Linked DNA regions of Homo sapiens: region 1 is linked to region 2. Evidence: chromatin loops called from intact Hi-C (ENCODE). Cell type or tissue: MCF 10A. All regions are shown on one strand. Each heading gives the region's core, and the rest is flanking DNA. Links, peaks and the distances in the headings are about the cores only.

The links. A loop is a pair of places that touch in the nucleus more often than their neighbours do. Peaks named below come from ENCODE experiments on the same cell type or tissue, not always from the same donor. Only the 100,000 strongest peaks of a DNase experiment are listed, where the experiment ranks them.
Region 1: a loop joins it to region 2, with 11 times the contacts of the local background. A loop is called at or near these places in 24 of 110 quality-filtered maps.

Annotation. Positions count from the first base shown.
Region 1 is chr3:19,043,203-19,048,595 of GRCh38, reverse strand. All of the region lies in intron 1 of LOC107986066 (a long non-coding RNA gene), which reads right to left. Among named protein-coding and RNA genes, the nearest start is that of KCNH8, 100 kb to the left of the region's middle. In MCF 10A, for the core only: a CTCF peak has its summit at 1,957 (motif pointing left); no DNase peak of the experiment used is centred there.
Region 2 is chr3:19,864,482-19,869,874 of GRCh38, reverse strand. No RefSeq gene overlaps it. Among named protein-coding and RNA genes, the nearest start is that of EFHB, 67 kb to the left of the region's middle. RefSeq lists an enhancer at 4,155-5,354. In MCF 10A, for the core only: a CTCF peak has its summit at 2,940 (motif pointing right); a DNase peak (open chromatin) is centred at 2,954.

The DNA.
Region 1 (5,393 bases), core at 68-5,067, 820 kb after region 2:
ACGTCCCGAGTTCACCCCATTCTCCTGCCTCAGCCTCCCCGGTAGCTGGGACCACAGGCGCCCGCCACCACTCCCGGTTAATTTTTTATTTTTTTATTTTTTAGTAGAGACGGGGTTTCACCGTGTTAGCCAGGATGGTCTCGATCTCCTGACCTCGTGATCTGCCCACCTCGGCCTCCCAAAGTACTGGGATTACAGGCGTGAGCCATTGTGCCCGGCCTAGTTTAATCTCTTAAAACAACAAGTTTTGTTTGTTTTTGTTTGTGTTTGTTTGCTTTTAGTATTGGTCTGCGCTTAATAATAAATTGTGAAAGGTTTTTCTTTAGCTTTTTAGTAATTGGACTGGGAAACAAAGAATCTGTGTTTTATCCAGATGATTTCCTGTAGTTCACGTTGGCTTTATTAGGCTTTCGATTACTTAAGAAAACTGAGTCCTCTTTAATAAAAGCTAAGGCTTTTCCTAGAAGTATGTGGTTTTCTGTATTTGCCATTGAAATCATTTAATAATCTCTACAGTTAAATGAATATATACTGTTTCACAGTGATCTGTGATTCTATTTTAACGAAGTGTTTCCAATCTTTTAACATTTTTGACAACTTCCCAAAATCAAATTGTAAACTAAGATCTTTTGATCTCAAACTAACTTCGGGAGTTTTCAGATGGACCCCTGGAATATCTCAAAAGAATTAAAAAAATTTTTTTTTATTGTTTAAATTTTTGTGTGTACAAAATAGATGTATATACTTATGTCATACATGAGATATTTTGATACAGGAATTTAATGTGAAATAAGTACATTATGGAGAATGAGTTATCTATCCTCTCAGCATTTCTTGTTTGAGTTGCAAACAACCCAAGTACATTCTTTAGGTTATTTCAAAATATACAATTAAGTTATTTTTTGACTATAGTCACCCTATTCGGCTATCATAATAAGTCTTATTCATTCTTTCACTCTTTTTTGTACCCATTAACCATCCCCACCTCTCCCAAGAATTTTTGTCTTATAAAAGGAAATGTGTTAAACTAATTGTCTTATATGATATGTTAAATTGCATGGGAAGTATGGTCAAATAATGTGATGCTGAACCTTTTTCAAACCATGCTATGGAAATGTTATTAATATGTGTTCCAGAAATTGTGCAAAACTCCTATAAATCTGATGGTCCTACAATAATGCTGTCAGTCATAATTCTAGTTAGTATCCTACAATATTGTATATCACAGAAAAAATGTAATTTCCCTGAAAATTGCTTTATAATAATTTCTCATCAGATATTTTGCATGGCCACTTTAAGTATTGTCTTCTACTACAGTTAATAATTTTACTCTGGTACTTTCTTGAGCACTATTGAAGCAACTATAAATGTAAAGTGTCTTTAAGGAAATTCATGGGACAGACTTTGATAAGTATACATTTCTGATAACTTTAAGATCATACTATTAAACTGGATGATAATTGCCATAACTCTAATGAAGAAGCCGATTGGTTCATGAAACTGCTAACCTAACATCAAGAAGGACAAGAATTAATTGAGTACCAAATAAACACTTTGGCAGATTTTCATGCTAAACCAGCTAGTACTGAAACTGTTAAAATATGCAATTTGAATAAACTCCACAGGATTGATCCAAGTCAAATTACCTAAGATAACCTATTTAATAAACAGTGCTGTGCACCAGAATTAGAGAATGAAAATTGATATTTAGAAGAAAGTATATTCAAAATTGACTGTGGACTCATAGAGGGCCCTGATGGTTGCCTGTTCTTTCCTGAGTCTTTAAAGTTTCTATTATTAGGAGCTCTGCACCCTGCGACTATGATGGAGTAGTCAAAATGATACAAAAAATATTGGTATAGAAACTAAGAATTTCTAAAATGGTCTATAACCACTGATTGGATTGAAAACTCTTAATCCTAGTAAAATAATAAAAACCTCAAGTGTTACATTTCTGCCACCTACTGGATTATTTGAACACTTAAAGATGGATTTCATTCAATTTCCACCCTCCATGGATTATCAAAATGTTCTTGTAATTATCTGTATGTTATTTGGTTCAATAGAAGATTTGCTATATAGGAAGGCTGGTGTTATACCAGTAACTAAAATATCATGAGTAAATATGTTTTCTTTATAGGATATTCTCAGATAAGTCTCTGATGATAGAGGCACTCACTTTACTATACATATTATAAAACAGTTACATAAAGTATTACAATCACAATGGCATTAACATTGTCCCTATCATCTTCAATCTTCTGGGAACATTGAAAGGACAAATGTTATTTTAGACACTAAAATTGGCAGAAAACCAAAAGAAAACATAATTCAACAGTTTGTAGTCAAGTCTGTAACCCTAATTCTCTAATTATTAGTAGTTTCCAGCCATGCAATAGTTCAGTAGTAGAGCTTTAAATAAATACTACTAGTGCTTTCTTACTGATGACCCCTAATGCGAAAGGTATCCCACAAGAAGTTGTCTTTTGTGCTTCTCCAGGATATATTTTCATCTGTGGAGGATTTATTGATCAGTCACATATATGAGCAATCCATGTCTCAACAAGTGGGAAACAAGAACTCAATGCATGTAATGGATTATAATGGTACCACCGTCACTTTATAATGAATTTGAAACTGAACATTGGTCTATACCTTCTAATTTGTATTCTAACATAAGAAGAAATTTGCCAGAAGGCATAAATATCTCTGTGATGGTTAATACTGAGTATCACCTTGATTGGATTGAAGGATACAAAGTATTAATCCTGGGTGTGTCTGTGAGGGTGTTGCCAAAGGAAACATTTGAGTCAGTGGGCTGGGGAAGGCAGACCCACCCTTAATCTGGTGGGCATAATCAAATCAGCTGCCAGCGAATATAAAGCAGGAAGAAAAACGTGAAAGGCGAGACTGGCCTAGTCTTCCAGCCTACCTACATCTTTCTCCTGTGGTGGATGAGTCCTGCCCTAGAAAATCAGACTCCAGGTTCTTCAGTTTTGAGACTCTAGTGACTCTTCCCTCTAGAGAACCCTGACTAATACAATCTCTAAATGGGCAGCTTTGATAGAATGTTTCTTCTTTGGCATGGCATAAATATAAATGAGGTTATGATTAAATATCTATCCAAACACTAGCTACTATTGTTGACTCTACTGCAAAGGCATCTCTATTATGGCTGATATTCTTACTTCCTCCCAGCCCCTACCAATCCAGCAATATTTCCAGCCTTTTCTATTAAGGTCCCTTAACTCCCTGTAGTCTTCCCTTTTGGACAAAATTTAAGATTACCCCGGCCAAGTGCAGTGGCTCACACCTGTAATCCCAGCACTTTGGGAGACCGAGGTAGGTGGATCACAAGGTCAGGAGATCGAGACCTTCCTGGCCAACATGGTGAAAACCTGTCTCTACTAAAATACAAAAAAATTAGCCAGGCATGGTGGCTTGTGCCTGTAGTCCCAGCTACTTGGGAGGCTGAGGCAGAGGAATAGCTTGAACCCAGGAGGCAGAGGTTGCAGTGAGCCTAGATTGTGCTACTGTACTCCAGCCTGGTGACAGAGCAAGACTCCATCTAAAAAAAAAAAAAAAAGAGATTGCCCCAACACTGTGTCCCTTGCACACAGGCCATGCACGATCTCCAGGTGAGAAACACTCTTTCATCTTTTTCCCTGACAAATTCCAACTATGCAGGTTAATTCCACCATACTAGAAACTTAACATTTTTCCCTGCCATTGATCAGCTAGTCAACCAGTCTCTCTTGTTCTTTGGATTTCTTAAGTGAGAGACAGAGTTCCCCTCTATGCTGCAAACTATGAGAAACATATCCCTCCAAGTGGTTGCATTGAAGCGTCTTTCCCTAGTCTTAATGGAAGCTGCCTGCACTCTCCAGCCCCACCTCAACCACTTGTGAGGGGATAGGACTCCACAGCGCACATTTTAGAGTTCTCTCTAAAATAACTTCCACTTTCCTCGTCTCCTAATATATAACTGTTTATATTATTATTGCAAGTGAAATTTGCATCATAGTTGTACTGCACTTCATTTAGGATGCAGTATCTACTGAATTAGAGAAGTGGTTCTCAAAGTGGCCACAGACCAGCACTATCACCACCACTGAATAACTTATTAAAAGTGCTGCAAATTCTTAAAACCCACCCCAGAACTACTGGGTCAGAAATTATAGAGATGAGGCCGCCATTAGTCTGTGTTTTTAACATCCTTCAGTTAATTCTGATGCATGGTAATGTTTGATAACCATTGTATTAAAGCATCTGCCAAAATTCCACTTTACTATCCTTTTACATGTGTACTTGCCTGATGCTGTCAACCCACTTAATCTATTTCTCATAATAACTCATATGCTTACAGAGTCAATAAATAAATATAAAAATGATAAATCATAATTATCCTTTACTACAGTTAGTGTCTGATTATTTGACATGAGTTAAAGTTTTGGCCAATAAGGGCAGCTGGAGGAATGTATCCTCATTCCCTTTCTTCTGTCTCCCTATGTCCAGTTTGCTCTCTAAATTGCAAAATAAATTATCGTTTTGTAAAACATTGCATTACTATTTTGACTTTGAACAGATTATTTTTTATTTCGAGACATTATCTTTTTATTTTATTCACTGCCTTTTATAAGACTCTCTTAGGTCCTTTTGTTGGTGTAAATCAGGGCTTCTCCACCTTGTTGCTATTGTCATTTTGAGCCAGGTGATTCTTTATTACAGGGAGCTGTCTTGGATCTCAGTAGCAATCACTAAGTTGTGAATAATAAAATTTTTTTCACACATTGTCAAATGTTTTCTGGGAGTAGAAATCAACTACAATGGAAGAATACTGGTTAAAAGGGATAACCAACAAATCCCCAAATAGATTAAACATTTCTTTGAGAGAATCCACCTTTTGAGTTCTAGAAGAAACACTTCATTTTGGTCAGGCCTTCTAATCAGCATAGAGATGATTTCAAAAATATCTTAAATAGTTTTATTTTGCAACTTGTTATAAAAATGCAGCTTTAGATTGCTGAGAAAATATTCTTAAGTTCATCTGATTCATATCATCAATTAAACTCGTAGAATCATTTTGAGAATTGACTGTCTGCGAATCCTCATTTATAAACACAACAGGCTCCAAAAAAACACAATTACTATACATTTTCTGAAGGAAGGGAGTGGTTGCAGCATCTTAGACTGTTGATTTAAATTGTCTTCTTTTTTTCTTATTTCATTAAGTGGTAATTCAACTCTTCATCTTTAGCGATTTTCTTTACTTACTTTAGGCAATTATTGCTGGCGATTATGATGTTAATGAGTTATGCAGAGCAGACTGAAAAAATGAAATATATTTTTAGGAAGTTAAGTTAATGGGAACAACAATTTGAATGCATGCAAAA
Region 2 (5,393 bases), core at 294-5,293:
CGGGACGCGGAGCTTGCAGTGAGCTGTGATCGCGCCACTGCACCCCAGCCTGGGCGACAGAGCAAGACTCCGTCTCAAAAAAAAAAAAAAAAAAAAAAAAAAAGAATCAGCTTATTTATTTGCATAAAAATCTTTCCTGGATTTTTATTGGGATTGTGCCACATTTATAGATCACTTTTGGGAGAACTGCCTTCCACCGTACCTATTCAATTTCTGGAACATCTGTAATCTGTCACTACCTCTCCATTCACAGGCATTCTCCTTGTTTGACAGTGCTTCACCTATGCTTTGATGATTTTTTCTACTTATAGTCCATTCTATTCCAGCCTTTACAATCTTGCCACTACTATACCTTAAAACTTTCAACAGTTTTCCCATTTTTTAGAAAAATGTACATTCTTAGCCTAGCATCATAAGGCCCTACAGTGTTTTCCTCTAATGCTTCTTTTTGACCTCATTTCATATCACTCCCTTTCATCTATTCTTTGCTTCAGCAAGAACTGAACTATATGACGTTTCTGTGACTGCTATCCACTATACTCATATCTTCCCCTGGAAATACTTCCATCCTCCTTTCCCCACTTTCTACATGCCTACATTCTACATCTTTTTTAAGGAATAGTTCAAAGTTTACTATTGTTACAAAATTTCCCGGAATCATTCTCTGGCTACAAAGAATCTGTCTTTCCTTTGAACTTGCTTAGTTCTCTGTGCCTTTGTGAGACAACAATTACTTTGTATTTTGTCTGATAATTAGCTATATACTTGCCTCTTCTATTTAATTTATAGTATACGTTTTCTGAGGACATAATCCAAATTGACAAATTTCTAGATACACATTACCTGGCATGGAGTAGTGCTCCATAAATCTTTGGGGAACTAATGAAAAAGATATACAGACTAAACAGGGACAACAGTATGCAATCACTCACAGAATATTGGAAGAATAAAGATTGGCCCATCAATGCCAAGTCCCAATTTAAGCCATCTATCACCTATGTAAAACTTAGATGAGAAGGTTAAGCCCTGCTCTTTCATTTGCACTGGAATCTGGGATTGGTTCTGCACTCTTAATATTTTTGGGGTCATTAATTCAACAGACGTTTATGGAGCACTTACTCAAGTGAAGAGGTATTTTAAGAAGGAGGGAGAAATCAACTGACAATGCTATTTGGAGGTAAAGGTGAAGCCTGAGAATTGACCATGAAGTTTGACAATTGGATGTTACTGGCAACCTTGACAGGAGCTCTTTTGATGCCAGTAGTGGAGTCGCAGTTTCATGAAAATGGGTTCACAAAAGTTTAGGAGGTAAGTAGTGTGTATGATGGAGAACTCTTTAACAAACTCTGCTATGAAGAGGGCAGAGAGGGCCGGGTGTGGTGGCTCATGTCTGTAATCCCAGCACTTTGGGAGGCTGAGGCGGGAGGATTGCTGGAGCCCAGGAGTTTGAGACAAGCCTGGCCAACATGGCAAAACCCCATCTGTACTAAAAATACAAAAATTAGCCAGGTGTGGTGATGCTCACCTGTAGTCCCACTTACTGGGGGGGCTGAGGCATGAGAATCGCTTGAACCTGGAAGGCGGAGGTTTGCAGTGAGCCTAGAGTGTGCCACTGCACTCCAGCCTGGGCAACAGAGTAAGACACTGTTTTTTTTTTTTTAAAGAGGGCAGAGAAAAGATGCTTTTTAAACATATGAGATTTTATAGCACAATTCGTGTTGATAGGAATTGTATAGTTGAGGAGAATAAAGGAGTAAGAGGAAATAATTACAGGAGCAAATTCTTGAGTTGGGAAAGGGGTTGGGATACAGTGTAGAAGTGGAGAGGTTTCTTTGGAACAGCTGTCAGTTGTATAAGAGGACAACAGGATGGCAAGTTGTATATATAAAAAAGGGTTATCAGCTGAGAGTAAGAAAGGAGGAGGGTGTGTTGAGGGCTGGACGAAAGGTGAGGAAGGAGAACTGATTTAGAGAGTGAGGCAGTGACTTGACTAGAAAACATAGTAGGACTGCAAGCCCTCTTGAATTTTTTAATTATAAATTTAAAATGAGATTGGTCACTTGGTTTTGTGTTTTTCTTCAGTCAGTTTTTTTCTTATGCAACTACTAGACTTTGGATCTGGAATAAATGGAGATTTATATTTGACTAGGGCTGGAATTTTACCTGCGGAATAAAATGGTGGGAGGGAGGCACAAAGTTGAATTTATGCAAGGAAATAGTTCTAGTGACGTGACATGGAGACTAAGATCTGTCAGGAAGAAGTTCAGAAATGAGATGGTACTGAAAAAATGGCAGGGATAATGAACTGGGCCATTCCTATGGGTCAAAAGTTGTAGAGGAATACTATAAAAAATAAGCTAGAAAAATAAGTGTTGGTGATCAGAGTGGAATGCCTGCAAATGAGATTCTGCAGGTGGTAGAGATGTTGGTAATAAAATTTAGGGTGTGATAATGGGCCTGAGTGACTAAAGTAGGTGGAGAACAGGTTCATTAAAAAAGGGAGTTCAAGAAGTGAGAAGTCTGATGTTAAGTAGATGAATCACCTACAGGGACACTGATACCACCAAGAAAGATGACAGGGAAGGTAGTGGAGAGAGAGTGACCCAGGTTATGTATACCTTTGAAATAATGATGATAGCTATACACACTATTATTTTAGAAAAATGCATATACGTGTATACTTTTGACCATGTGATATTCAGTCACCCTATCTCCCACAGATCTCTAGACCAGATGAATACTCAAGTAGCTTCTAACTTCAAAATTTCAAATTTATCCTCAGGTAGATTTACTACCTGCCTCTGTCTCCCATCCATCCATCCATCCAGCCATCCATCGGTGTGACTAATTGCTTATCTGTGCTTTGGTTAAATACCCTTTTTGGGAGAATATTGTTCTTTGAATGGCGTGGCTAAGAAACGTGATTTCCCATTTTAACGGTAGGGGGCACCCTAGCATTTCCAAACTTAGCGATGAACCTTAGCCAACTGTGTGGAATAGCAGCAGCTGAAAAGAGAATGTTAAGCTGGAGGAAGAAGTCTACCACAACGCTTTGCAAAATCCAGGATGATCTATGCACTTTCTTTTTTAAAATTATTATTTGGTGGCAGAAATTAGGCTGAAAAGGCACATTTTAAATAGTACTAGCAACCTAGAGAGGAGATTTGCTTGGATCATAAAGTGTCATCTGTTAGAGAAAGAAGTAAAACAATGTGAAATACTCAGATGAGATATAAATAAATATTCAAATATATCACCATGTTCTCACCTAAACTATGTTTCCATAGTGTTCAGGATAGTCTCGTTAATAGTAGAATATATTGAACCTATAAAAAGTTTTAAAGACTACTGTTTCCTAGCTCAGGCAAATAAACTTAATACATTTTGTTCACAGCATGGTTAACCAAGGAACTTGTTGGAAATATTATATGGGCCAATAAAGGGTAATTTTATTTTATGTAGTAACCACTTATGAAAGCTCACCATGGCTTGACGTGAAGAGCTGGGCTAGTTAGAGGTTAACACCCCAATCATAAACCAACAATGAGGATAGACTTGAAAGGCATTTCTTCTATTATAAAACATTTACAGTAATAACCTCGCAAAAAATAATGGGATCTATTTAAAGCTCATTTATTTCCCAGCTAAGTGGCAATTTCCCATCACTCAGAATGCTAATACTTCCTCCTGAAACCCTAGGGATAATCCAATTCATGTGTGTTCATTAAAAAAACCTGGTTAAAATAAGCAGGTGATTCTGTTTTAATAATATCTGTCCTGCCAGCAATAAGACAGTCTCAGTTGCAAATAAATATATCAACAAACAGATTTTCTTTAAAGCACATGGGGTCTCATATCATTCCCGAATTAGCCAATTAGCATGATGCTATTGGAAGAGCTAATTAAAAAGTGCATTTAGACTAAGAAATGTTTCCTGAGAGTAATCTGGAGCTTATAGCTCTTATTCCATCTGTAATTACTCTGCCAGATTTTCTACTCTGTAAATAGAGGTGAACACACCTTCACCTGAGCAGAGGGAAAGTCTTTTTCATTCTCTTGGAGTAAATTATATATATTAATACCTTGAAGTGATTAACATACGCTTATCTTTTTAAAAAGGCACTCCCCATGCCTAGTCTCTCAGTTGTTAGGTGGTGGTTAACTAGTAATTTAGACAGACTAAGAATGCTCTTTTGTCCAGAGATCCAGCCTGTAGTTTGCCCTGTTAGAAATATTTTCATGATTAGAATTTTTGGTCAGCGGTAAATTAATCATCTTCTGCAGTAAATATACCTATCTGAATTACTGAGATTTACAGATAGACTAGCACATCCATTAATGAAAAAGAGTAACAAAAACTAAAAAAAGATTTACAGATATAAAAATTTTGCTAGGAGGAAGTGTGAATTGGGGACAATAGGGAATGAATAAATTTATATTTGATATCCTCTAAGTTAGTGTGTTTTAAATTTTAATGTGCATATAAATCACCTGTAGATCTTGTTAAAATGCAGATTCCGATTCAGTATGTCCAGGGTGGAGCCTGAGATTACGCATTTCCAAAGCTTCCAGGTGATATGATGCAGCTGCTCTGGGATCTCACTTTGAGCGAGAAGGCTTTGAGCTTTGTGACATTTATGTGACTAAGCTCACAATTATTCACACTTGTGATGGTTAATAGTGAGTGTCAACTTGATTGGATTGAAGGATACAAAGTATTGATCCTGGGTGTGTCTGTAAAAGTGTTGCCAAAAGAGATTAACATTTGAGTCAGTGGGCTGGGAAAGGCAGATCCACCCTTAATCTGGTCGGCACAATCAAATCAGCTGCCAGCAAATGTAAAGCAGGAGGAAAAATGTGAAAAGGAGAGACGGGCCTAGCCTCCCAGCCTACATCTTTCTCCCATGCTGGATGTTTCCTGAGCTTGAACATCTGACTCCAAGTTCTTCAGTTTTGGGACTTGGACTGGCTCTCCTTGCTCCTCAGCTTGCAGACAGCTTGTTGTGGGACCTTGTGATCATGTAAGCTAATACTTAATAAACTCCTGTCTGTCTATCTATCTATCTATCTATCTATCTATCTATCTATCTATCTATCTATTCTATTAGTTCTGTCCCTCTAAGAGAACCCTGACTAATACAGATATTGGTACCAGTAGAGTGGGGCATTGCTGAAAAGATACCCAAAAATGTGGAAGTGACTTTGGAAGTGGGTAACAGGCAGTTGTTGGAACAGTTTGGAGGGCTCAGGCTCAGAAGAAGATAGGAAAATGTGGGAAACTGTGGAACTTCCTAGAGACTTGTTGAATGGCTTTGCCCAAAATGCTGATAGCAATATGGACAATAAGGTTCAGGCTGAGGTGGTCTCAGATGGAAATAAGGAAATTGTTGGGA